Regions from separate parts of the Mus musculus genome. Here all the other regions are linked to region 1. The links are chromatin loops, found by intact Hi-C in ENCODE. Cell type or tissue: gastrocnemius. All regions are shown on one strand. Region 1 holds the start of Neto2 (neuropilin (NRP) and tolloid (TLL)-like 2). Region 2 overlaps Abcc12 (ATP-binding cassette, sub-family C (CFTR/MRP), member 12). Region 3 overlaps Phkb (phosphorylase kinase beta). Region 4 has its middle 13 kb from the start of Gm33391. Region 5 holds the start of Itfg1 (integrin alpha FG-GAP repeat containing 1). Region 6 has its middle 19 kb from the start of Abcc12.

Region 1 (4,000 bases):
ATATGATCAAACAACATTTGAAAGAATAATTGCTATCATCTAGTGTTGTAATTTCTAATATACTACTCAACCTAGTTTAAGCAGAACAAAATTAAATTTTCAGTTAGTGATTGGTACTCTGTCATAGGAAATATTCTGAACATGTTGAAAAGTGGGTGGCTTCCTACCACAATGATAGCAGCCCTCCTCTTAATTGTTCTTGCCTCTGAAGGATGTCTGTTATTAAGGTTGAGCCACCACCTAAGAGCCTCTTTTCTAATTCAACCTTAAAGTACTCCAGAAACACACTTAAAACATCAATAATTATTTTAAAAAAGAATAAATAAAAGGATGATATATTATGTTGATCATGTACAGCCTCTAAAATTTGAAATATTGCTTGAAAAACAGGCATGAAATTTATAGTCTATTATTTTCTTATCTTATTCCCAAAGGACTGAAAGTGGCTTTGATTTAAACTGGCTTTGTAATGTACACATTCTTTTCCTTTATGGAACACTGGTTTAAAAATTTAGATTGGCTTTTAGTTCAAGATTCATTGTAATAAAACCATTCATTGTTCAATATGAATTTTCAGTTGATAATTACACAATTTTTCCATCTCCTCCTTCTCCTCCCCTCTGTGTTTGTGTGTGTGTGGTGGTGAAGTATTACGAGGGCTGAGTTAAAAAGAAGCTTTACTGTTAAAGAGACAGCTTCCCCCTATATCTTTCCTGGATAGGTTTAAGACTAAAGAACAGAAGTTAATACTCAGTTGAGACAAGATTTTTAAATACAGATGGCTAAGGCATAGTTAAGCTCCATTATGTCATAAACTTAACCTCAGATTATATAGCTTTGAATATCAATGGGTCTAATAGGATTTTTCTGGAGCAAATGTACAATATTTGAGAAAGAAGCAATTGGTTCATAATTCCATAATTTAAAAAGTACTTTCCACTCAAAACCTCATAGTCATTTCTGGTATTTAACTGGAAAGTGTCCATTATATTTCAAAACAAGGATTTAAGTAAGTAGCATCTATAATTATACAAGTGTTAAATGGCTACTTAAGAGAAGAACCTCTTGATGTGGAAAAATTCACTTATAATACACTTGAGGGATGCTTTTTCATGCCTTGGAACACAAATGAATAGTAGCACTGAAAAGGAGTAGTTGTCTTAAGGTACATTTTAATAATATTTTGTGTAGGAAAATATGCATTTGATTTGAAAAGCAAATGATTTAATATGTGCAGTAAAATCCAGGCTATCCCTTTTTCTTTCAGCCTCCAGATCGCCTTCTCAGGTTCAAAATGTTTTTCTTTTAGTCTTTCTTGACCAAATTCTAATGCTTACAAAGCACAGTATAGAATTAAAAATAGATTGCTCTCTTCTTAGCAAGCCCACATCACAATTTTTCTCGAGCTGTAAAAATACTTCAGCATGTAAAAATAGTTCAGGTTGAATAATATTTGAAAAAATAAAATAAAAGCCAGATACTACACTGTTTTCACTGGAGCTCAGTCATCAGCACGGAGTTTCTGGATAGGCGCAATAATCCACACTGGCCAGAGAGGGCAGTGTGTACCCACTGAAAAGGCACAGGCAGCGGAGCTGCAATTCCTTGAGTACCTCTGGAGATTGCCCTATCCAATTCAGTTTCCTTGAGTTCTGCAGGTAAAGCTGTGTAACAGATCCAACTGAGTGTTGCGGGAGGCTACTCTCATATAGTCGTGTCATTATGATGCTGGCAACCCTACTATGGTGGGTTCACAATTAGAATGAAGAGAATTCCTCTAAAGCAGCAGAAATCCATTTGTGCATGTGGTTCATTTATTATTAAAGAGTGAAACAAAATGTTAATTTCCAAGGAAATAACTACATAATCAGGAGTTAAAGCAGCTACAGAATTTTTTATTTGTTTTTATATAATAAAATTATTAAGAATTTATGGATTAACTGAAATAAATATTCACTGGCTAGAAGGTTAGTGGTTATCTTGGCACAGTCTGAACATAAAAGTATTGATATGCATATAGTTAGGTAGGTAAATATTTAAATTAAATGGCTGTAACGTCAATTAGTAATTTATGAATATTTGTCCAATTATGAAGTTTGTCTAAAACGTTGTTAGTTCAAGAACAACAAAAAGTTCCACTGAACTTTCTAACAAAACAAATTTGAAAATAAGGTGTTAACACGTACCAGGAAAACACCAAAATGTGTAATTGTGCAAATATCAGGATTCAGTGCTAAAAATGTAAGCGCCAGTATTTTAACACTGTCATACTTTCTCTCTTAATATAAGAGGATTTAAAAAAAAAAACCCATTCAGATATTATTCATTTGCAATTAAATCATTTGGGGAAAAGGAAGTCATTTGCTGAAAGGCGGTGCTTTTTCTTGAGATTTATGAAAGGATCAATCCAGGACGAGTTCTGGAATAAACTTTGCCTCTCAATGTAAACCATCTAGAAATATTTATCTGAAACAGCACCTCCGCGGAGAGGCAGCCTCTCAGTGGCTTTAGGAGCTCGATGCTGTCAGCTCGCCGGCCGCTGCCGACCCGTGCATCCTCCGCACAGGACTCATGAGGCAGCGGGACTCGGCGATCCCGGGAAGGCAGCGCGGGGCGCGGGGCGCGGGGGGCATGCAGGGCCGCCGCGCAGCCCCGAGCCCGCAGTGGTGCCGCAGCCTCCCGGCCGCAGCAGGTGGGACCCGCGGGAGGCGCGGACATTGGGGGCTTCTCCGAAACCGCTGCGGCGCGTCGGAGTTGGGGCTTTCGTGGTTTGTGTGCTACCACTTTCTGCGGTGGCAACCTGGGGCCACCGGCCTTCGCTTCGCACACTTTGCAAGGCGCGGAGTCGCCGGCGTCCCCCGGAGCGAGCTCGCAGCGGCGGCGGGCGGCCTGGCCCAGACAAAGGGCGCGAAGGCGGCGGCGGAGCGGAGCGGAGCGCGGCCTGGCCCGCAAGGGGGCGCTGCCCGCACCCGCGCTTACCTTTGAGGACCGCGCAGAGCTGCTCCAGGGCCATGTTCCTCAGCGTCGGCGCTCCGAGAGCGCCCGAGGCGGCGGCGCGGTGGTCACGGCCCGGCGGGGTAGCTTCGCTCCGTCCCCATCGCCGGCCGCCGCCGCTTCCTAGCAGCGGGCGCAGCGCCTCGGCCCGCCGTGCCGGGTCCCCGACGGCCGCCGCCTCTCGGCGGGCTGAGGAAAGCCAGCGGCGGACGCTCCCGCGGCGGGCTCCCTTGAAGTGGCGCGCGCCGGGAGCCCCGGCTCATTTAAGCAGCGAGCGCAGCGCCGCGTGCCGGCCGCGGGGCCACTGCGCACGCGCAGCCCCGCCCTCCCGCGTGCCCCGCCCGCCACTCGCTTCCCGGGCCTCGCGCGCGGCCCACCCCTCCCTGCCGGTGTCTTCTCGAAGCCTTGAGCTCCCCAGGTCCGATTTTTCCATCCCCTCTCGGAGGACCTCAAGCTCAGGTGCTTGAAAACGTCTGCTCAGCCTTGCTGATCTCGGTGGAAGGGAGACCCCCGCGGGGGCCCTGGAGGTGCCCGGGTGAGTTCCCCCGGCCAGCAGTAAGGGTTGTTGCACCTACTGAACCTTCTCCAACAGTTGCCAGGCACAGCGCTGCTTGAGGAATCCTCACTCCCAGTCCTCGCCACAGTGGGCTGAAAGCTCCACGCCAGCCAGAAAAGTGAAACTTTGTTCTAGCTGCAGAGACAGGCGCGACTGAATGCAGACTGGGTCTCCCCAAGGCCACCCCTAACCACAGCCGTACAGACGGACCGCTGAGCGCCACCGGAAAGGAATTATATGTGCCTTGGATAGTTTGTGCATGATCTCGTCTTCCTCCAGCTCTTGTGCATTGAAATTGTCTTGCTGGCAGAGCTGCTTCATCCTACTGAAATAGAAATGACTTGAATGCAGGCGGGCTACAGTCATTTATTGGTTTGAGTTATGTGCATATAACAATGACTGGTATTGGGGGGCCTACCAATATTAAGTCCCTACCGTAATTGATCTGAT
Region 2 (4,000 bases), 840 kb after region 1:
TCCTGGAGATAAAATGAAATGACTTCTGAAAGTGAGCCAACAGACCTGTCCCAGGCAGAAAGCCATGAGGCGGGACTCTTAATCCCACTCACCAGGCAGGTGTGCAGTTTACCTTGAATTGCAGTCCCCGGAGGTTGTGGATAAGCTTTGCATAGCGCCCCCTCTCTTCCATCAACTCCTTGTGGGTGCCCTTTTCACAGATCTCTCCATCTTCTAACAGAATGACCTCATCACAAGACTCCAGGAACTGCAGAGACAGTGCATCCATCCACAACAGCACTGCCTCGGTAAGAAAGAGCTCACACCAAACTCCCAGCCTGCTTTCCCAGGTGCACTGAATTACTGGGGTTTTCAATCCTGGCACTATTACCAAATAATCCCTTGTCTTCAGGGGCTGCCCTGTGCATTGTAGACTATTTCGCAGCCTCTCTGGTGTCTACCTACCAGTAGGATGTCTTTCCCTAGTTGTGATGAGCAAAATTGTCTGCAAGCACTGCCAAATGCCCCAGGGGTTGGAGCGGGGGCGGCAATTGAGAACCACTGAGCTAGTCCCCAGTCTTTTCAGTACAGAAGCTGGACTCTGGCTGCAACAATGAGGCAATCAAAACTTCCTTCGATTCTTCTCTGTGAATGAGCTACCCCACTCAGAAATCTGATTGACTATTGTGGAGGCCAAGGTTTGGAAAAGACAGAAAACATGATCCCAGTCCTGTCAGAAGCCCCACCCCACTGAGCCCGGGGAATAGAAACCGGGTCATAGGCCACACCCCCACCAGCTTTAACAGAACAATAACGATGTGAACAATAAATATCACAGGCCCTGTTTTTCTGATTCCGAGACCCTTCACATCCACACCAATCCTTGGATTAAAGAATTCTGCTGAGAGGGATGCCGTTTTATTTTGGAAGAAGAAAGGGCACTCCTCGATTGATCCACCCAACAAAGGGCAGATAGTCCCCTCCTAAAGGCAGGCAAAATGCTGTAAGAGTGGGAACAGTTTGATCTAAAGAAGAAAGCCATCACAGCAGGGCCAGAGTCCCGGATTTGCACTTCTACTCTGCTCAAGGCCAAAATCCCACTTGGCTAAACTTGATTCGAATCCTGCAAGCAAAGGCCTACCACTGATAGTTGTACACCTGATGGGGTGGGTGGTGCCCAAATGCTTCAACCAGAGCAGTTCCAGCAGCATGGATAGCTCTAGCCTCTGTCTCCCCTATCCATGACTGGAGCCCTTCCTCAGGCAGCCCAAGCAGGAACCTGGCTCCTACTGCCCAGTGGAGGGAGACACACCTTCTGCTTCTGACAGAACCTTTCCCTCAAAGACAGACTTGGACCTCAGGCATCATCCTCTGGTGTTCCACAGCCTGATCTTACATCTTATCTCCCAACCTCGGGCAGCTCTCAGCTCAAGAAAGCTGTAAGCTCGGTTAAGCCATTGATTCTTTTCACACGAGGAAAGGAAGCACACAGGGCCCACTACAATCTACAGGCTTTTCTGCCTATGTGTGGGACCACCACCCAGACTTGGGAGGGCCCCGAAAAGGTCCCTCTGGCCAGCAAGCCCTTGGCTCACTCTGGTGACACCAAGTAGCTTTGTGTAGCCGTGCTCTGCAAACACTTCGGAAGCTGAGCCCTTAGTAGATTCCAGCAGCTCGTCAGACTGCTGGCCTCGCTTTGTTTCCTCAAGTAAACAGATGAGTGGCTGTCATGGCCAGCTACTCCAAAGCATCTGAGGTCAGAGCAGCTAGGAAATGTTCTGGAAAGCCCCGGGGCTGCAGTTTGAGGCTGAGCCCTCCCCTCCCCCACAAAGAATGGGATGAAGAGTGTATCAAGATTATGGTGCCATCTGGTGGCCTTCTTCCTCTCCCAACAAGCAAAAAGTGAGCTAAAATGACCTTGGAAAGGTGTGACTGCTGGAGACTCTGGGAAAACACCAGCTTGCCTAAGATCATACTTCGGGCTAGTGAGTTTCAAAGATGGGCTGGGCATGTGGCTATGGTTTATCCTCCAAGAGGGGATAATAGAGGGACAGCTCTGTCTCACACCTGTCAGGACCAAGGCAGCATCCTCCAGGACCCAGGACTCCTCCGGAAGACAGTTCTCCCAGGGCAAGCAGATGCCACAGACTGAATAGTCACAGGCCAGGGCTATGGTAACCACGCTAAGGAATCTAGCTAGGCCACAGACCATTTCTAGGCAAAACATGGGATTCCAGACTGAATCCAGCCAGCCTTCTCCTTTCCTCAGCCCTGGCCTACAGAGGACCTAGGAGTTCTTGTCTAACTAATCTGGCTCATTATTTTATAGAGCTGTGGCTCACCTGCTAAAGAAACCAGATACTCACATGTATAAAATTTGAATGCTTAAAGCTTATTCTGGGGAGCTGTGGGGGGCTGGGTTTCCTGGGTCTTTGAGAGGCCCTCTCTCTTCAGGGTGGTCCTCCTGGCCTCAGCCAGAGGGTACCAACCTACAGGCTGCAAAGTCCTATAGCTATGGCAACCTTACTTGCTGCTTCAGCCTTCACACCTTCACCACCTCAATTTCTGATTCACTGAAAGGCAATGAGATCTGCTTCCTGCCCCCCAGACCAGGCCTACTGAACAAGAAGAAGGGGCTCTCTGCACCAGTGCCCCAACGGGTCACCTCCCAATGTCTCTGGGATGTTTTCTACTTTGAGGTATGCGTGCTCGTGCACACGCACACAAATACATACTCACGTGCAGTATATCTCCCAGACTTGGGAGATTAGAGAGAGAGAAAGAGAGAGAGAGAGAGAGAGAGAGAGAGAGAGAGAGAGAGAATGAGAGGGTAACCTTGAATTATCTTGGGTAGAGAAGGGGCCCTAGATTCCCACCAAGCATTCAGAACCTGTATGTGGGATGGATTCAACAAGGTCTGTGACCATGCAGCCAAATCCTCCAGTTCACTTAACATAAGCCCAGTCTCTTTCTCCAGCAAGATTCACCCTCCTAAGCCAGAGGGAGACTACTGTTTGAATGGGAACAGGATCTAAGAAGGCAGAAGAACCCTGAAGCGTTGCCCATTGGTCCTGGCCTCAGGAGCCTTTCCTGGGCTAGGGGAAGACTGGGGAGTCTGGGCCACTCATCACAAGAGCCATGACTTTCTGGGTGAGGAAAGAAAACAGAGCTTCCATGACCCTCAGACAAGGAACCCCCAACCTCAGGCCCATCAAGTCCCTACTGGAGAATGGGTAGAGCCTGACTTGTCCATGCCTGGCTCCCCATTTCCTTGGCACCAATGGCCCAGATCTCAGAGCCAATTGATCCTACACAATCTACCCAATGGGGGAGGAAAAGTCGTCTCCCCACTGATCCCAAAGACTAAGCCAAAGGAAGTCATACCCAGAGAGGAGCAGGTAGCAATACCAGGAAGCTAGGGATGGCTGCAGGACTCATCAGTGTCTCCTACCATCTCAATCCCCTGTTCAGGTAAAGCCACCTACTGGTGGAAATGGCATATTTAGGCAGAACAGGAGTCTCTTTGACCATCAAGTGCTGCACTCATCCCAAGGCCTCATGGACCACGCACATCCCAGTCACCTGCAACTGGTGGGTAACCAGCACAACTGTCTTCCCTTTGAGTGTCTTCTTAATGCATTCTTCAAAGACATGCTTCCCCACGTGGGCATCCACAGCCGAGAGCGGGTCATCCAGCAGGTAGAGCTGACGATTAGCATACACAGCACGGGCCAGGCTGATCCTCTGCCTCTGTCCCCCAGAGAGGTTGACACCCCGCTCTCCAATCTGTGGACAGGGATAATGGCACTGCCCATCATTATTAAGTCTGCCTGCCACCCCATGGTCTTTGTATATCAGGAGCATTCTAAAACTCTTCAGGACTCGGGGAGACAACACAGCTTGTTATCTCTCTCTGCACATAAGCTCCCCCATGCCTTACGCTAGGCAATGCTGACTGGAAGAATTCCACCCACCCCACCCCCTCACTTCATGGAAGCACAGTGCCAACTGAGAACAGCTC
Region 3 (4,000 bases), 340 kb after region 1:
GGCTGTGCTGCCACCTGAGTCCATGTTGATGTCAATGGGTCAGTCTGCCACTGGGGACCATATGGGTGTCTGTGACCCATGTTGGCCCAGAGACCATGTTGATGTCCCTTGCCTGTGGTGCTGCTAAGGGCTATGTTGATGTCTATGTTCTCCACCAGAGAACACAGAGGTCCATGGTACTTAGTGATGCTGGAGACCATGAGGAAGTCCATGATCCACATTCCAATTGACTGTAAAGGGTAAGGAAGCTACTTTTGTTATCTGTGACTGCAGATTCACAAATGATATTTAAAAAAAAAAAAAAGGATTTTAGAAGGCTTCTATGGCAACTCCTATTTCCATTCCCCCATCCCACCCAATCCCCCCAAAAAATAACAGCCTAGACAAGAAACCATCAACAAGAATTCTAAAAGATCATGGTAAGAATGCTAAAGTGTAGCTCTCCACAGTTGATGGCATCTAGCTGGGATACAGGTGGGGACAGACTCAGTTTTCTTTAAGGGGCTAGCTACTGGGAATTTGACCATGCTCCAGTGAGTATGTGAACAATATAAATTAGACTTAGGGGCGGTTTCCTTCACGGATTACAGACATCAACACAGGCCTCAGGCATCCATATGACCTTAGTGGCAGTCCAGACCACAGATATCCACTTGTACCTTGGAGAACTAGGAAATGAGTGTGATTGCAGTGCATGATGTGAAATTCTCAAATAATCAATAAAAAAAAATCTATGTTGGAGAAAAAGGAAAATGAAAATTAAAAAGAGGGACATTCTGATTTTGTTGTCATTGTTGGCTTAGTGGATAGTTTGGGTTTTGATTTGGTTTGAGACATGGTCTTACCATGTAGCCCAGACTTTCCTCAGTCAGGATCCTCCTGCCTCCACCTTCTAAGCACCAGAAGTACTGTTGTGTGCTGCTGCTCAGCTAGCATAATGTTTGGATCACAGTGCCATTATCATAATAACAAGTGAACACCACCAAATATCCAATATCTAGCCCCCAAGTGGCTTCTTACTTCCACACATAGTAGTACATCTCTGCAGTCCCGTAGTCTAGAAGAGAGCCTTCCACTCCATGTTTCTTTTCACTCCATTGGCTTTCTAAGTGACCAGAGTACAGATTTTCCACTGCATGGCTCAATAATGGGTCGTTACTCTAAGCTACTACACATATAAAATGTAGCATTAAAATGAGAGGGAAATAAAGTAGAATTATAAGTAACTTTCAGTTAAACCTATCAAGATTTTTATTTAAAGGAAAGGTCCATTGAGTACTGTTTTTTATTAACCAAAATGTTTATAACAACGAATTTTATATGGAATTTTAACATCAAAGCATCCAAAAATAACTGTGTTCTTGTGACTGCTGTGCTTGTGTACCATTTGGGCAAAAATAGTCTCTAGCACAGGAGGTGAACATGTCAAGAAATTCTACTTTTTGCTGGAAACATGAGCTTATTTCAGTTTTCAGCTGATTTAAAGAAATATCAAAAGGCTTTGGGCGTCAAGGAAGAGGGGGAAGAAAGAAAGCAGAAGCTGGGGGGTGGGGAGGCAGCTGTGAAACACAGCTTATGGGTCTGACAGGGATCTCAGTGCAGCTACACTCAAGCCCAGTGGGATCTGCTGGCAGTGCCACAGGCAGCACTTACCATATTAGGTTCCAGGGAAAACGTGGAATGGACTTAAGTGGGGTGGGAATGTTGCTAGGGATGCCTGGGAACAGTTGGGGTGGATACAATCAACCCTTGTAACAGTTTTTAATATATGTTTAATATCCTGTCCTTGTGTTAGTGGGTTACTCTTACTGTAACAAAAAGTTTGATAGAATCAACTTACAAAGACAAAAGTTGTTTTAGCATTGGAGATTTTTGTCCATGGTCAGTTGACTCCATTGCTGTTAGGCCGAAGGTGAGCAGCACAGCATAGCAGCATCACCTGGCAGAGCAAACTCCTGGCACTCGAGAGAGTAAGCAGAAAGGGGAAGGTCCCATCGTGGACATCTCCCTGTGACCAGAAAGCCTACTCTAAGGCCCTCCTCTTAAAGTTTCAACCATCTCTTAGTCATACCAAGCTTGTCAGTGGGGCAGGGTTGAGGGGTGGGAGGCATTTAGATCCAAACAAGCAGTCCTGTTTCTCTCAAGCTGAGCATTTTAAAGCATGTACTGAAACCCCTGACATCCAGAAATAGCAACAGTAGGAGAGGGAAGGACTGAGATCTTCATCTGAGACCACAGAGATTAGAAGTCACTGAGGCTCTTCTTAATCTGTGGCCTTTGACCTGGCCCAGAACAAAGGGGCCTATGCCTTGTTGACTCCACCTCTGGTCAGCTCACCTGGGCTGCTCTGAGGGTTTTCTCCCATCTTTTGCACTGAGACATTAAAGTCTTCCCAAGAGCGAGCATGACTATTGTTTTGCAAACCATCTCTGGCCAAAAAAATAAAAAAAGGGGGGCTTGAGTTTTTTACCTGTATCTGCCTTATATTTTCACCTCTGTACATACAGCAGCCTGATGGGTTGTTCTTCCAGGGAGTATATCCAGGGAAAGGCAGTCCTCTGTCTAGCTGCAGCAACCCTTCTCTAACACACCACTGTAGTTAGCTTGCAGCTAACTGCCCTTGTATTTCAAGCATGGGCACCTATGGTTCTGACCAGCCCCAAGTCAGTAACTTAGGAGGTAAAAAGACATTTTTTAAGAATCATCATCATACTTGTCATTTCCAGGAAGGAAACGTCTCATCTCACATCATGTCACATCTCAGCCCCACTCTTAAGGCTCACCGTTCATGTGCCATTTGATCTTAGAGTATCTTATAGCAGCTATAGTATATATGTATATGCATACGTATACTATTATGCAGCAGTAGTGAATCTGACCTGGAAAAACAAAAACCTCTTATGTATTTAGCTTTTACTGTGTTTTATAACTAACGACCTGTTCAAGAGCAGCCTTGAGATTCTGATCAGGTTTCAGTCTGGATGGAGGACATTTAAATGACCTTGTCTTCATTTCACCCTGGATACGTCAGTCCTGTGGAGGGCGTTGCCGAGGCATGAGGTGGTTGAGGAGATCTTTGCTCTTGCTTCAGGTGGATCATCCACGCCATGGAGTATGAACTGCAGGTCCGGGGCGGGGATAAGCCAGCTGTGGACTTGTACCAGCTCTCGCCCAGTGAAGTGAAGCAGCTGCTGCTAGACATTCTCCAGCCTCAACAGAGTGGAAGGTAAGCAGACCCTTTCGTCACCTGTAGGACACTCAGCAAACACAGAAACATCTGCTTTTTTTTTTAACCTGATATGGATAAGACCTTACTACAATATTAATAAGAAAGTTCAGAAGTCAGACATGGTGGCTTACACCGACAATCCCAGCACTTTCGAGGCTGAGATAAAAAGGTGTCTGAGCTACATAGTGAACACCAGGCCAGAGGGAGTTTCAGCAGAACACGAGGCTGCCTTGCCACGGGTAGACAGCAATGACGTCACAAGTTGAAATGTCCAAATTTATGTGTCTGTGTTGATTTGAGTTCTTCCTCCAGGAATAGTTTATAGCACTTTCCCATTTTTATTATTCTATATAATATATAACATTTCATACACTTTTGACTAAATTTCCTTTATGGAACTTTATAGTGTGTGGCATTTCCTCCCAACACTTAGGCAGAAGAAATCAGGTTTGGTAACATTATGTAGATATGCTGCCTGATGCTGTCTCTGTAGAGTAAGCATCAGCTAAACCCTCCCATATACTTCACTTAGGAGAGATAACAACAAAACAAGGGTTTGTGGATTGCCTTGAATTTAAATTGTTTTTTTTTTAATGCCAGGATGAGCACTGAGTAGTGTAATTATTTAGGCAAGTACTTATTTAGTGTATTTGGATCTAGTATCCCTAACAAAGTTATATATGTAGGAGATTCTAACTGGAATCTTCTAGAGAAGATTAGTCTATAAAAGTGTATCCATGTGTACATATGTATGTATGTATGTATGTGTTT
Region 4 (4,000 bases), 1.2 Mb after region 1:
TCACTGCTGCTGCTGCTCTTGGTGGTCATTCATGGTCCTGGCATTTCCAAAATACTGCATGACCCCTTCAGTCCTGGGCCATCAATTGCAGCTGAGGCTGCACCTTCATCAACGGCCTTCCATGGCCCGTCACAGTGCCGAGATTCAGCTGCTCTGCATAACCTCTTCAAAACCAGTACCACCTGGCTGACTCTTACACATTAACAAGTCCTGCTGCTGCACGAGGTACAACTTTGGCTATCTCCGGAACACACCCTCTTTGTGCACTCAGAAAACACTTCCCAGAAGATGACACCTCAATGATGCTGGTCTCTTCTTAATCACAGCTAATTTCTTAGCTCCAGCTAACCAGCATCAACAGTCCCAGTAATGCAAAGTTTTCTCTTTAGTAGTTCTGGTATCTTGTTAATCACAGCTGATTCTTCAGCCCCAGCTAACCAGAACCACAGAATCTTCACAATCAAAATAGCAATGGCCCTGATAAAAGTCTTTAATCTTCCCTCTGAAATTTCACAAGCCAGGCCTCCATCTTCTGCACTGTTCTCAACATTATCTTCCAAGCTCCTACACAACATCTGACAGAGCTCTTAACACCAAATGGATCTTCTGGCCCAAAGTTCCAAAGTCCTTCCACAGTCCTCCCCAAAACAAGGTCAAGTTGTCACAGGAATACCCCACTCCTGGTACCAATTTGTCTTAGTCAGGGTTTCTATTCCTACACAAACATCATGATCAAGAAGCAAGTTGGAGAGGAAAGGGCTTATTCGGCTTACACTTCTCCTTTCTCTGGGATAACTCCAGCTGTGTCAAGTTGACACAAAACTAGCCAGTACAGGGTCTCACTCTGTAGTCCAGGTTGGCTTTGAACTTACAACCATCTTGCCTCAGTTTTCTGCACGTTGAGATTACAGATGTGTCCCATGCCTTTCTTCTTAGTTTTGAGATGAAGAGAACGATTAAACAACTCATTTGAGTCACACAGCAACTGAATGGCAGATTGCTGATATAGGCAAGTTGACTCTAGAACCTTCCCCTTGCCAGTCTCCCATGCTAGAACCTTCCCCTTGCCAGTCTCCTATGCCACCTCAGTGGCCTTTCTTCTTTTGCTTAGAAAGGTAGGGGAGAAAGCTCTATGGGGTTTACTTCAATGTACAACAGTAACCTGCAGGCCAATGGAACTGTATTGTGTTTGGGGTCTGATTTTGTAAATAAGTACTCATTACAACCCTGGGACAGTTACTAAATGTGCTTGTTTCTTACCCAAAACAGGGGCAATTTCCTGGGTTATTGTGAAGGCAAATTGATGTGTTCTTACAGTAAACCCAGGAACATGCGTTTGCTAGGCAATGGGTGGGTCTCTCACTCTTTATAAATCAATATCCACCTCTCTATCTGTGTATGTGCCGCATGCATGTTTGGTGCTCGTGGGGGACAGACGTGAACACTGGAACCCCTGGAACTGTAGTTAAGGAAGGTTGGAAGCAGCCACGCGGATGCTGGGAAAGCAAATCTGGTTCCGCTGCAGGAGCAGCAAATGCCCGTAACCACCAGGCGCCTCTTCAGCCCCTGTAGTAGGTTTTTTTTTTTTTTAAGATTTATTTATTTATTTTATGTATATGAGTACACTGTAGCTGTACAGATGGTTGTGAGCCTTCATGTGGGTGTTGGGAATTCAATTTTTAGGACCTCTGCTTTCTCGGGTCCATCCCGCTCACTCAGCCCCTGCTTGCTCCTGCCCAAAGATTTATTTATTATTATTATAATACATAAATACACTGTAGCTGAATTCAGACGCACCAGAAGAGGGTGTCAGATCTCATTATGGGTGGTTGTGAGCCACCATGTGGTTGCTGGGATTTGAACTCAGGACCTTCGGAAGAGCAGTCAATGCTCTTACCCACTGAGCCATCTCCCCAGTCCTGTAGTAGTTATTTTTGAGATAGGAACTCTCTGCATAGCTTAGGCTGGCCTCTAACTCATGATGCTCTTGCCTTATCATGATGCTTATTGCCAAGTGCTGGGGGTTACTGGTGTGCGCCGCCACAGCTGGTTCCCGTTTTGGCATTTAAAATATTTATTTATTTATTTATTATTATTTTATCTGCATATGGTGTGTGTGTGTGTGTGTGTGTGTGTGTGTGTGTGTGTGTGTGTGTAGGGCAGGGGATAGCTCTGTGGAGTTGGTTCTTTCCTGTGTGGATTCTAGAGACTGAATTCAGTTTGTCCGCTTATGAGACAAGTATTTTTATGACCTGAGCCATCTAAGTCGTCTGAGCGTCAGTATATTTGAGGTGGTGAGGAGGGTCTTGTTCCGGGCTTGTAGTACCTAGCTGTCTTGTTTCTTTCTTCTATTTAAATCTGAGTCTTTCTTGTCCTTGCCCAACTTGGTATTTTGAAAAAAGAAGCTTTAGTGAACTGGAAAGGTAACAGAGGCAACAGTGCCACCGTGTGGCCAGAGGTCAGCATTACTATGGTGAAAGGCTGGATCCTGGATCGTATTAACTGGTTCTCTTATTTATGTAGGAGCTTGCTGAACATTCCTCATGGATGGGCTAGTTTACTAAAGTCTCTAAGTAGAGTACAGCATAGTTGCTGCCATGGCTCCATTTTAAGGCTCTTAAGAGACTTGCGGTTGAGAGATTAAGCAATTTCTTCATGGTCATACAAAGAACAGAGACCAGACACAGAATGGGAACCTTCGGTAGCTTGCTCTTAGGTTCACAATTGCAATCATTTTCTATGTTACATCTGTTTCAAGTGGGGCAGAACCCCCAGTTTTAGACTCTTCTTAGACTCACATAATTTTATTTCTTCGTAGGCAATGTGCCCCAGGTGGGAGACAGAGAGCTGAGTCTAGGCACCAGCCCCTCTTTTTACCCTCAGTAACTCATGCTACTTTTCTGAGTTTACAGATGACAGGATGGTGATATTGGCCTCTTCGCCTTATAGTATCTTATAGGCTCCTTGCAGGACTCAATGAAGAGCTTGGAAAGCCCAAAGTCTGGTTTAAATGGCATAGTCCATTTTTTGGGCTACAACTGAATCCACAACCTGAGTAACTGATGCAGACAATGCATGACCCACAGATACCGTATCCACCTGTAGCCCATACATCTGTGGCCCACTCCAGATCTGAATACTGCCCTGACTCTTCCAAACTTAGCTTTTTAAGGCTGGAGATGTAGTTTAGTTGCTAGAATGAAGGACTAAGGACCCCAAAGCCTCAGGTGGCCGGAGAAACTCAGGCCGGGAAAGCTGACTTGATACCTGGGCTGTTAGGGAGTTTTGTTGAGTAGCAGCCTCTGCTGGGATCTACTGCTTTGAGCCTGCAGGGGAACTGACTTGGTGGCAACTTCCATCCCAACCCCATTCCACCCTATTCAACTCCCAAATGCCCTCCACCCCCAGGTACACAGCTGTCACTTCCACAGAGAGGCTGTGGCCCTCAGTTGTGCTGATTAAAGAATCCAGCTTCTGGAGATGCCTGCTGGCTTCTTGTTATTTCATGTTGCCCCTTTGATTTTGATCTAACACCCCTCACATGTACAAGGCTCTGTGTCTGATGCCTAACACCACATAAAGCTGGACATGGCGGCATGTGCCCGTGAGTCTAGCATTGGGGTGGCGGAGAGAGGAGGATCAGAGGTTCGTGGTCAGTCTTGGCAATACAGCAAATTTGAGACCATCCTGGGCCACTTAAGATCTTGTCAGAACAGTGTAAGAGAAGCTTCCACTTCGGCTGGCATCAGGATCCTCATTTTTTTTCTTCTCTAGCAGGACACTCCTGGAGAAATCCCAATTTAGAAAGGTCTGTTGTTTCAATAGTCTGAGACTTAAAGGAAGGGCACAGATAGCTCCTTAGGGTACCTCCATTTTTTTTCAGCATGATTGCATTGAGGGGGATCAGAAGAAGTGCTCTGTAGGCTTAAATTTTTCAAAGCCTACTTTTAATAAGGGTTCTCAGATGCTTCAATCTCCCTTCAAGCCCACTGCCCAAAGG
Region 5 (4,000 bases), 140 kb after region 1:
TTCAAGGCAATGTGACGCCATGGGATTCAATTAAGGGCCAGGTGGCATAATTCAAAAGAAGCATCCATATAAAGAGCACACCTTAAACTATACTGTTGTATACTGAGTATGAGACCCAAGTTTGATCTGCAGCAATACAGAAAACACCCCCCCCCCCCCACACACACCCTTATTTATACTGTGCTACTGTTAAGTCTTGTGTTTTCCACATCCAATCAGGTCTCCCTCATAGGCTGTTATCATCATACCAAGGATCCAGGAATTCCTACTAAAACATCTACTCACAAGTTACAAGGATATAAGTCAACACATAAGCAGAAAAAGCAGAGCCCTCCACACTTCCCCCTTTGCTTCCACATGGATGGGTCAATTAATGTTCATTGGGACAGACTTTCAGAAACGCTTAATCAAGCACAGGATATCTTCAATGTCTCTGTATCTAGTTTGGATAGATTAGCTACAGACTTTGAGTATTCTTGCAATGTGGGTAATCATTCAAATAGAGGAAAAACCATCCAGGTCTTATAAGAGGTTCTGGGGTCCTGGAAAGAGCACTCAAAAGACCTTGTCAGGATCCTGCCAGTCAGCTTTGTAGGGGCTTTAAACTTTATTCATGGCCTTGGTCCTTAACCACCAACCGATGCACTTGGTCAGCATCAGACATTTTTTCTTTTAAGGCTTAATGTGGTTAATGAACTTTCAATGGCAAGTTGGATGAAGACTATAGCAGTACTCAAGATGAGGAGGGGCCAGATGTACACTAAGCTAAGGCACCTTATGCTGGAGAAGTCTGAAGTTTGAGAATGTATGACCAAGGAGGCACTGCGTTTATCAGCAGTTAACAACAACAGAGGCTGGTGTGAGTGGTGGAGAATTTGGTGCCTGAGGAAGGCACAGTGCCTTTAAAGATCTTAACACAAGGAAGGGCAGAATTAGTAGGAGGTGAAGGCAGAACATCTCTCACAAGAAACTGTCAGCTTGCATGTTTTCTCATCAAAGGGGGTGGAAGATTGGAAAAAAGACGGGAAAGCAAATGCTTAGACCAGAAACCAAGGTTCTTAGAAATCTGGAAGACCTTTGGCAGGCAGGTGATCATTCGCCATATGAAGGCTAGAGGTTTCTAGATGAAGGGAGGTTGGTGTGTTCTTAAGGGTTGGGCTGATGGTCAAGCCGCGGGGTTACTGAGTTAGGACCGAGGGTTGATAAAAACAGGGGAAAGCTGTCCCTGTGCTGAAGATAAAGGGAGAGCCAGAAGACTGGGAAATGCAAGAGGTAGGGTAACAGGAATCAGGGGGCGTGGGTACACCGGGAGGGGCAGACAGAGGAGGGCCGGCAAGCACTGACTTTCCCGCAGCACGAAGAGGTCCGTCTGTTTGTCGGAGTTGAGGTCACCGAAGGCCGCCAGGGTGCCCCAGGCCTCAGCCCCAAAGAGCTCGGCCGTGACGTTGTGCAGAGCCCGCGCCGGGGCAGGCCCAACGCTCAGCAGCGCGAGCCCCAAGAACAGCGGGGCCAGCACCGCCCTGGCGCTAGGAAGCCGGCCTGCCGCCATGGCGCCTTCGGCCCGGCCGGCCTCCGCCGCGCTTGACGGCAGCCGCAAAGCACCGTGCGACTGACCGGCCGACCGAGAAAAGACTCGGGGTGCGGCCTCACGGGCAGCCCCTCGCTGCACTCTCACGCTGCCCTGGGGCTGTTTCTCCGACGACCAAGACGCCGAGGAGCTAGGGCGGCGTCTGCCCGGGAACTCACTTCCGGCTGTCGTGCCTCCCGACAGTGTCGCGCGAGGGGGCGGGGCCGGGCCGGCCTCGCTGACTGGCAGCTGGGGTGGTGGGCACTGTGCGATGGCGGGGGCTGAGGGACTCATGGCTGAAGTAAGCTGGAAGCTCTTGGAACGAAGAGCCCGGGCCAAGCGCTCAGGTTTGACTGCCTGTGACCACAACCTTCCCCCTCCTGGGTACAGGGGGTGGTGCTCCTCCGCAAGTCCCCTGGAGGGAGGCAGGTGGGATCTGTCCTGGGGATCAACTTGCTTCCTTAAGTTGGCTCCAGAAAGCAATAGGTTTCTCTTGCTGCCCTGCTCTTGTCCATCTTGGTCCCCATTCCCCAATCCCTGCACTTCCCCCATTTAGATAACGTCTGTCTTTCTCCCCCAAGTTATTTCCTCTCCAAAGTTAGTGATAAGCTGACTTCTCCAGAAACTTTGCCGAGTAAGTCAGCTAGTGACAAGTTCTTTGGAACCTGAACGCTCTTGCTCTGCAAAAAGTAGACCTCCATTTTTAGTGAGGTCCTAAAGAGCTGGCGACTACTTTTGTCTCATATGCCCCCTTCACATTCCTCAGTAATTTTTAGCTGCAGCCAGTTCTGTGTGTCAGAAATTGAGGAAGACGGTTTGTGCCACAAGTTAAGTTAGTGTACAGTTATGACTCAGAATGAAATTGGCCCCTTCCCTAGCCAAATGGTCCCACCACCTGTAGCTTCTAGTTGTGGTTCCCAACCACGGAGATTAAAAAGCCAGCAGTCCGAGTGTCCTGAACTGACTTGTTCAAATTGCAAAGTCACACTGGCGTTTTAAAAGTTAGTACTCCTGATTAATAACTTTCCAGAGAGCCAGCAGTGAAACTGCCACTTTTGAAATTGGATACAATCTTGGGGGAAAAAATGTGTCCTTAAACACGAGAGGTGGGGGACAAGAAATGTTCAACCAAGAACCTTTCCCTTGTCAAAGATTGACGAAAGATTGTAGAAAAGTACTGTATTTGTTAAAGTATTGCCAATTTCATTCCATTTGAAATCTTAAAATTTTTGTGTGTTTATTTACTTAGGACTTAGGGTTGTAATGGAACAAACACATGAAAAGTAAGAGAAATTTTTAGAAAGCAGTTGACTCAAGTTCAGAGTCAGTAGAATTATTTGAAACAGTTGTAGGGATATTTGTTGCTTATATTTTCTTTTATTGTGTCATATAGAAATTTTGAGTTGGTTATTAACACTGTTGCTGTGGGAATAGAAAAAGTGCTATTAGGTTGTTCTGGGCAAAGAGAATAACTAGTCTTTTGCCAGGGTCTTTAACCGTCCTCTCAACCCCCAACATGTATTTTTGCAACACAGTTTTGCAACATAGTAATCCTATAGGGTCTATTTTCTCTTCAAGTCTTTATTTTACTCAAATATATGTCACAACAGCAAGTGTTGAAAACCGTATTTTTCTTAATAGGGTAAATTCTGCTTAACTATTGTTGAATGCAGTTTCTTAAACCTAGTCTCAGCCATAGTAGATACTATCCAAATTTACTGTATGTTTACATAAGAGTAAAGTGCAGATAGAAGTGGAAAAAAAAAAAGATAGTAGTTGAGGCAAATCTTAGTAGTTATGTTTGCAGTTTCTACTATTTTTGATTCCGAAAAATACAGACACTAAACCTTGAGCCATATTATTTACTTCCTGCTTATTATAAAGTGTTAACTTGATTCTGTTTACAACTTTTAACTGTGTAAACAGCCTTGTTTGAAACATGAATTGACCTGTTTCTGGGACAGGCTCCTCTTTGGAGTTATAAGCATTGTTACATAGTAGCATTAACAACTTAAAGAACAATAAAGGATACTATTAATTGAATGTGTCTTAGTAAGTGGATATTATGTTTCTGTCTTTTCATGTATGCAAACTTAATTTACCAAATAAAGGAAATCAAATTCTTGAGTCATAAAAGACAAACTAAAATTATATAATGATCTTTAATTGTCTTTTGCACATTGCATCATGCTAATAACTGCTCATACATTAATCTAATGCTGATTGCTTCTAACCTTCACTAAACAGTTTTAAAATTGGTGTAGTTTAGCGTGCAACGCTTATGATAAGAATCAACAGTTTGAAATGGCCAACTCACCTGATGCAGCCTTCTCTTCACCTGCTTTGTTAAGGTCTGGTAAGTGTATAGACCCCAAAAGGGTCAACCGACAATTTTATATTTGTTGTTTTCAAGGTTAATGTTACTATATGGTA
Region 6 (4,000 bases), 890 kb after region 1:
TTTTTTTAAAAATTCTAAATGTATACTGCTAATCTAAAGATACTAAACCCAGGGCTGGTGAGATGGCTCAGCGGTTAAGAGCATCGACTGCTCTTGCTAAGGTCCTGAGTTCAAGTCCCAGCAACCACATGGTGGCTCACAACCATCTGTAATGAGATCTGACGCCCTCTTCTGGAGTGTCTGAAGACAGCTACAGTGTACTTACATATAATAAATAAATAAATAAATAAATAAATAAATATTAAAAAAATACTAAACCCAAAGATGGCTGAAGTAAAAGATTTGTCAACTGCTAGATACGCTATCCATAAAAAGGCCAGGTCCTGGACCAGTGTCTGCAAATTCCCAGTAGCAGGCTAAGCAGCCCCCTGGAAAATGTACTCCATGGAGCAGAGTTGGGGGCTGGCTTTATTTATTTATTTATTTATTTAGCCTTGGAGAAGGGAACCCTGACTGACACTCACCTCACCTCACCCAGCCCAACCCCCAGCTACAGACACAAGGGGTGGCTGACACAGAATAAGAAGCTTGGAGCAGGACATGGGTCCTTAGAGCTACATCCCCCATATTGGATGTTTGCCTGTCCCTCTGGTCCTTTCTTCTTCTGTCTTAGATCAAAGTGCAGACAAGTCTGTTCAAAGCCAGTGATGGGGTTCTGAGCCAGACACCCCTCCTGCCAGAGTGAGGATCCCTCTATCAGAATAAATGTTATTTATTTATATCAGATAAATGTTGTTATTAATCTGTTCCCATGCCGTGGGCCTCTTTGATTCTCCAGTGTATTTTCAAAACCTTTTTTTTAATGTCCAAGACACGATATGTAGAATTACAGATAACCAATTAAACTAAAAGAGTGCTATGTTAAAAACAAGGCAGGATATTATGAAACATAATCTACTGTGTTGACGCTCTAAGTAACATAATCTAGAAGGAGGTCTAATGACCACCAAGAGTCCAAAGCATCAATACACGTGAGGTTTGTGAAAACTGGGGCAACCAAATGAGATTTGAGAACGCCCATTGATGCCGCCATCCTCGTGAAGGTCGTGGATATGATGTATTTGATTACCTCCATTATGATAAAGGGAAAATGCTAAATTTCCATTAGTAAAAATAATGACATTTTTTTCTGTTCTAGCCCACAGGCACATGGACGACAGACAGGTCAGCTCTCAGACTGGTAATCTGTAAGGTTGCTTCTAACACAAATTATCTAGATGAGACAAGGGGATGTGTATAAAATGTGTTAGGACGTCAGTTTTGTTTTGTTTTGTTTTGTTTCTGGCAAGCCCCCGCTGACCTAGAACTCTGTAGACCAGGCTAGCCTCAAACTCAGAGATCTGCCTGCCTTTGCCTCCTAAGTGCTGTGAGTAAAGGCTCTTGCCACCAGCCCTATGTAAGAATTTGACAGTCTGAAGAGTTGGCACCAGAGTATCACATAGGTGGAAACTGCTTTTGTTCTGAGAACTGTCTGTTAGTCATAGTGGCCCATACATATACCCAGCCACATGAAAGGTTAGAACTGGAGCTACAAGTTCAAGGCCAGCTTGGACCACATAGTGAGTTTGAAACCAGCCACTGCAGAGTGGCTTTAATAAATTTGCTCTGAGTGATTTAGCTGCTGCTGACTTTGAAAATAATCCCAGAAATAGAGATTGATGGAAGAGATCGGGGCTGGGGAGGTAGGTGGAGTCCTGTGGATCGGTGGCAGTAGCCTCTTTCCCATCCTCTGACTCAGGGATCTGCGTTTTTCTGTCCGGATTCCGTGTAGATCACTGCAGTTTTGAGTCTACGGAGCCTTCCTGCATTACTAGGAAGAACCTGCCATCTGCTGGCCAGCTTGAGTAAAACATGAGGACCCTCCTGAAGGATGATGGCTGTTTGGGGAGGGCGTTCTGGTACAAAGGCCATTGCCACAAAATAGGTCTGGGAGGGACAGATATTTTCTATTAACAACTCTGGACTTGGAAGAAGCCGGATAGGATGGCACTTAGAAGGGCCCTTCGATTGCTCTTTGGGACTCCGAAAGTAACGAAAGGGGATAAAAGATTGAAGAAAAAAAAAAAAGTAACAGGGAAAATAGCTATTGAGAGAGAGAGAATGAGGATTTACAGTCAAAAAATACCCCACAAAAAGAAACAGGTGTCACTGGAGACGCCTCCGGGCGGAAGAAGATGAGAACATTTCCCCGCCTTCGGTGTAGACCGTGTTCTTCGGTTCTGAGATCGCATCGCCCTCAGGCAAAACTGTTCCTTCTGCACTGAACGTTCTTCCGACCCCATCCTTCTTATCTAAGTAAATGTTTGTTTGCTGCCGCTCTAGGGAATCTGCAGCAAGTCCGCTGGGCAAGCGAGCTCTATGGAAGCTCAGCTCAGCTCTTTGTCGACACCTCCTGGCACTGCTCTGGAACTGCCTGCTGACTTGTTTACTGCTTACTTCGTGTCTCCAGAGATCAAAACCCCCAGGCAGGGTATCATTTAAAGGCAGCTCTATCCTACTGTGAAAAACTATGCGAGACTATTAGCTTACTGGATTCATTTTTCTTGTGGAATTTTGAGGAACTTGGTGATCACAATTTGAAAACAAATAAAAATGCGTTGACACATTTTTTCCCCTAGAGATCTTCTGCCTAGAAGTTGAAAATCATTTCTTTTTCTATTTCAATATCTGCCAACACCCTTGAGGGGCCTGCCGGCATCCATAGCCTGCTCATAGCAAAAGCCTCGCGATTCTAGAGAGGGAACCCCTCCATTCAGTCCATGTGACTTGGAGCTGATCCTGTCCTCCCACACAGGAGTGACTGGGCCTGGCAAATCCAACTTCTAATAGCTTAACATGCTTGGTTCAGAGATGAGCATATGACTGAGCTAACCCAATGAGAAAATACCCTACTTTGAAACCTTGACTGAGAATTTCTGAACTTGGTAGGCCATGGTCCTGGAGCTTGTGGTCATTTGGTGCCGCCAGAAAGTGGAAAGTGGCCAGAAGTAAAGCCAGAGGTAAGACGGTGTCTACAAGATCAACATTCTTTCTGTACTGGCTCCAACCCAGAACTTTTACTGGACTTCCCCATTCCATTCCATGAGCCATAGCTACTGGGAAGACTTTTATAAAGAACATATTTTAGACAGTAGCTATCCCAGTGTCCAGTTAAATAGGAAGAATAAGGGAAGATGAAGGTTGGGGGTCAATTAACGTTTTGTCTCTAGGAATGTCCCTTACTCTCAGTGTACTGTGGGGAGCAGAACGCCACCCTCCCTTTCTCTTTCTCTCTCTCTCAGATGTATTTGTTTTTATTTTAGGTGTATGAATGTTTCACCTGCATGTATATCTGTTTATCACATGCATGCCCGGTGCCTGCAGAGGCCAGAAGAGGGCATCAGATCACTTAAAACTGGAGTAACATGAGCCGCCGTGTGAATGCTGGAAATTAAACCCGGGTTCTCTGAAAAAGCAGCCAGTGCTGTTAACAACTGAGCCACCACTCAAAATCAGACCAGTTTTAATGCTCCAGTCTTCCCATATCCACACCTTTGCTTCCTTTACAGTGAACTGCACTAGCAGCAGCAGCAGCAGCAGCAGCAGAGGCAGCAACAGCTACAGCAGCAGCAGAAGCAGCAGCAACAGCAGCAGCAACAGCAACAGCAACAGCAACAGCAACAGCAACAACAACAACAACAGGGCATCAGCAACAGCAGCAGCAGAAGCAGCAGCAACAGCAGGGCAGCAGCATCAGCAGCCACTGCCATCTGCAGTGGAAAAACTGCAGTCCCTGCATTGAGTTCCAAGGAAGCAGATGCTATGGTGAAGATGCTGGACTTCAGCTGCTTCACTGGTTGGCCTGCCTAGACTCCTCCTGCTTGCTCCTACTCTAAACACATCCCTGTTTACTTCCTAATTATGTCCCAGTGTCTGACTAGTGAGAAGAGAATGAGTCACATGGAGACACACTAAAGAATATGGAGCCCAGTGCATTGCTTGCTGGAGTACTGACCACTTT

Evidence for each region. Hi-C counts contacts between places; a loop is a spot of excess contacts. Peaks named below come from ENCODE experiments on the same cell type or tissue, not always from the same donor. Only the 100,000 strongest peaks of a DNase experiment are listed, where the experiment ranks them.
Region 2: a loop joins it to region 1, with 5 times the contacts of the local background. A loop is called at or near these places in 18 of 42 quality-filtered maps.
Region 3: a loop joins it to region 1, with 2.2 times the contacts of the local background. A loop is called at or near these places in 3 of 42 quality-filtered maps.
Region 4: a loop joins it to region 1, with 12 times the contacts of the local background. A loop is called at or near these places in 7 of 42 quality-filtered maps.
Region 5: a loop joins it to region 1, with 6 times the contacts of the local background. A loop is called at or near these places in 9 of 42 quality-filtered maps.
Region 6: a loop joins it to region 1, with 14 times the contacts of the local background. A loop is called at or near these places in 37 of 42 quality-filtered maps.

The regions. Positions count from the first base shown.
Region 1 is chr8:85,697,662-85,701,661 of GRCm38, forward strand. It overlaps Neto2 (neuropilin (NRP) and tolloid (TLL)-like 2), which reads right to left and starts at 3,263. Exons shown (of 9, transcript NM_001357288.1): 1 at 2,980-3,263. The coding sequence starts at 3,013. Mir8109 (microRNA 8109) reads left to right here and starts at 3,244; the gene lies at 3,244-3,360. In gastrocnemius, CTCF peaks have their summits at 1,558 and 2,981 (motif pointing right); DNase peaks (open chromatin) are centred at 1,584, 2,620, 2,990 and 3,283; H3K4me3 peaks cover 1,923 bases; H3K27ac peaks cover 544 bases.
Region 2 is chr8:86,534,762-86,538,761 of GRCm38, forward strand. It overlaps Abcc12 (ATP-binding cassette, sub-family C (CFTR/MRP), member 12), which reads right to left. Exons shown (of 29, transcript NM_172912.4): 13 at 3,562-3,765; 14 at 113-247; 15 at 1-2. Among named protein-coding and RNA genes, the nearest start is that of Abcc12, 30 kb to the right of the region's middle. In gastrocnemius, CTCF peaks have their summits at 189 and 1,862 (motif pointing left); DNase peaks (open chromatin) are centred at 523 and 1,799; H3K4me3 peaks cover 310 bases; H3K27ac peaks cover 1,439 bases.
Region 3 is chr8:86,040,619-86,044,618 of GRCm38, forward strand. It overlaps Phkb (phosphorylase kinase beta), which reads left to right. Exons shown (of 32, transcript NM_199446.2): 28 at 3,092-3,226. Among named protein-coding and RNA genes, the nearest start is that of Gm33632, 120 kb to the right of the region's middle. In gastrocnemius, no CTCF peak of the experiment used is centred here; a DNase peak (open chromatin) is centred at 1,609.
Region 4 is chr8:86,906,289-86,910,288 of GRCm38, forward strand. No RefSeq gene overlaps it. Among named protein-coding and RNA genes, the nearest start is that of Gm33391, 13 kb to the right of the region's middle. In gastrocnemius, a CTCF peak has its summit at 2,446 (motif pointing left); a DNase peak (open chromatin) is centred at 2,451.
Region 5 is chr8:85,839,190-85,843,189 of GRCm38, forward strand. Itfg1 (integrin alpha FG-GAP repeat containing 1) reads right to left here and starts at 1,760. Exons shown (of 18, transcript NM_028007.3): 1 at 1,345-1,760. The coding sequence starts at 1,549. It overlaps Phkb (phosphorylase kinase beta), which reads left to right and starts at 1,799. Exons shown (of 32, transcript NM_199446.2): 1 at 1,799-1,914; 2 at 3,815-3,923. The coding sequence starts at 3,872. In gastrocnemius, a CTCF peak has its summit at 1,913; a DNase peak (open chromatin) is centred at 1,762; H3K4me3 peaks cover 3,578 bases; H3K27ac peaks cover 3,718 bases.
Region 6 is chr8:86,583,463-86,587,462 of GRCm38, forward strand. No RefSeq gene overlaps it. Among named protein-coding and RNA genes, the nearest start is that of Abcc12, 19 kb to the left of the region's middle. In gastrocnemius, CTCF peaks have their summits at 1,839 (motif pointing left), 2,402 and 3,363 (motif pointing right); DNase peaks (open chromatin) are centred at 1,828, 2,365, 2,707 and 3,366; H3K4me3 peaks cover 814 bases; H3K27ac peaks cover 1,078 bases.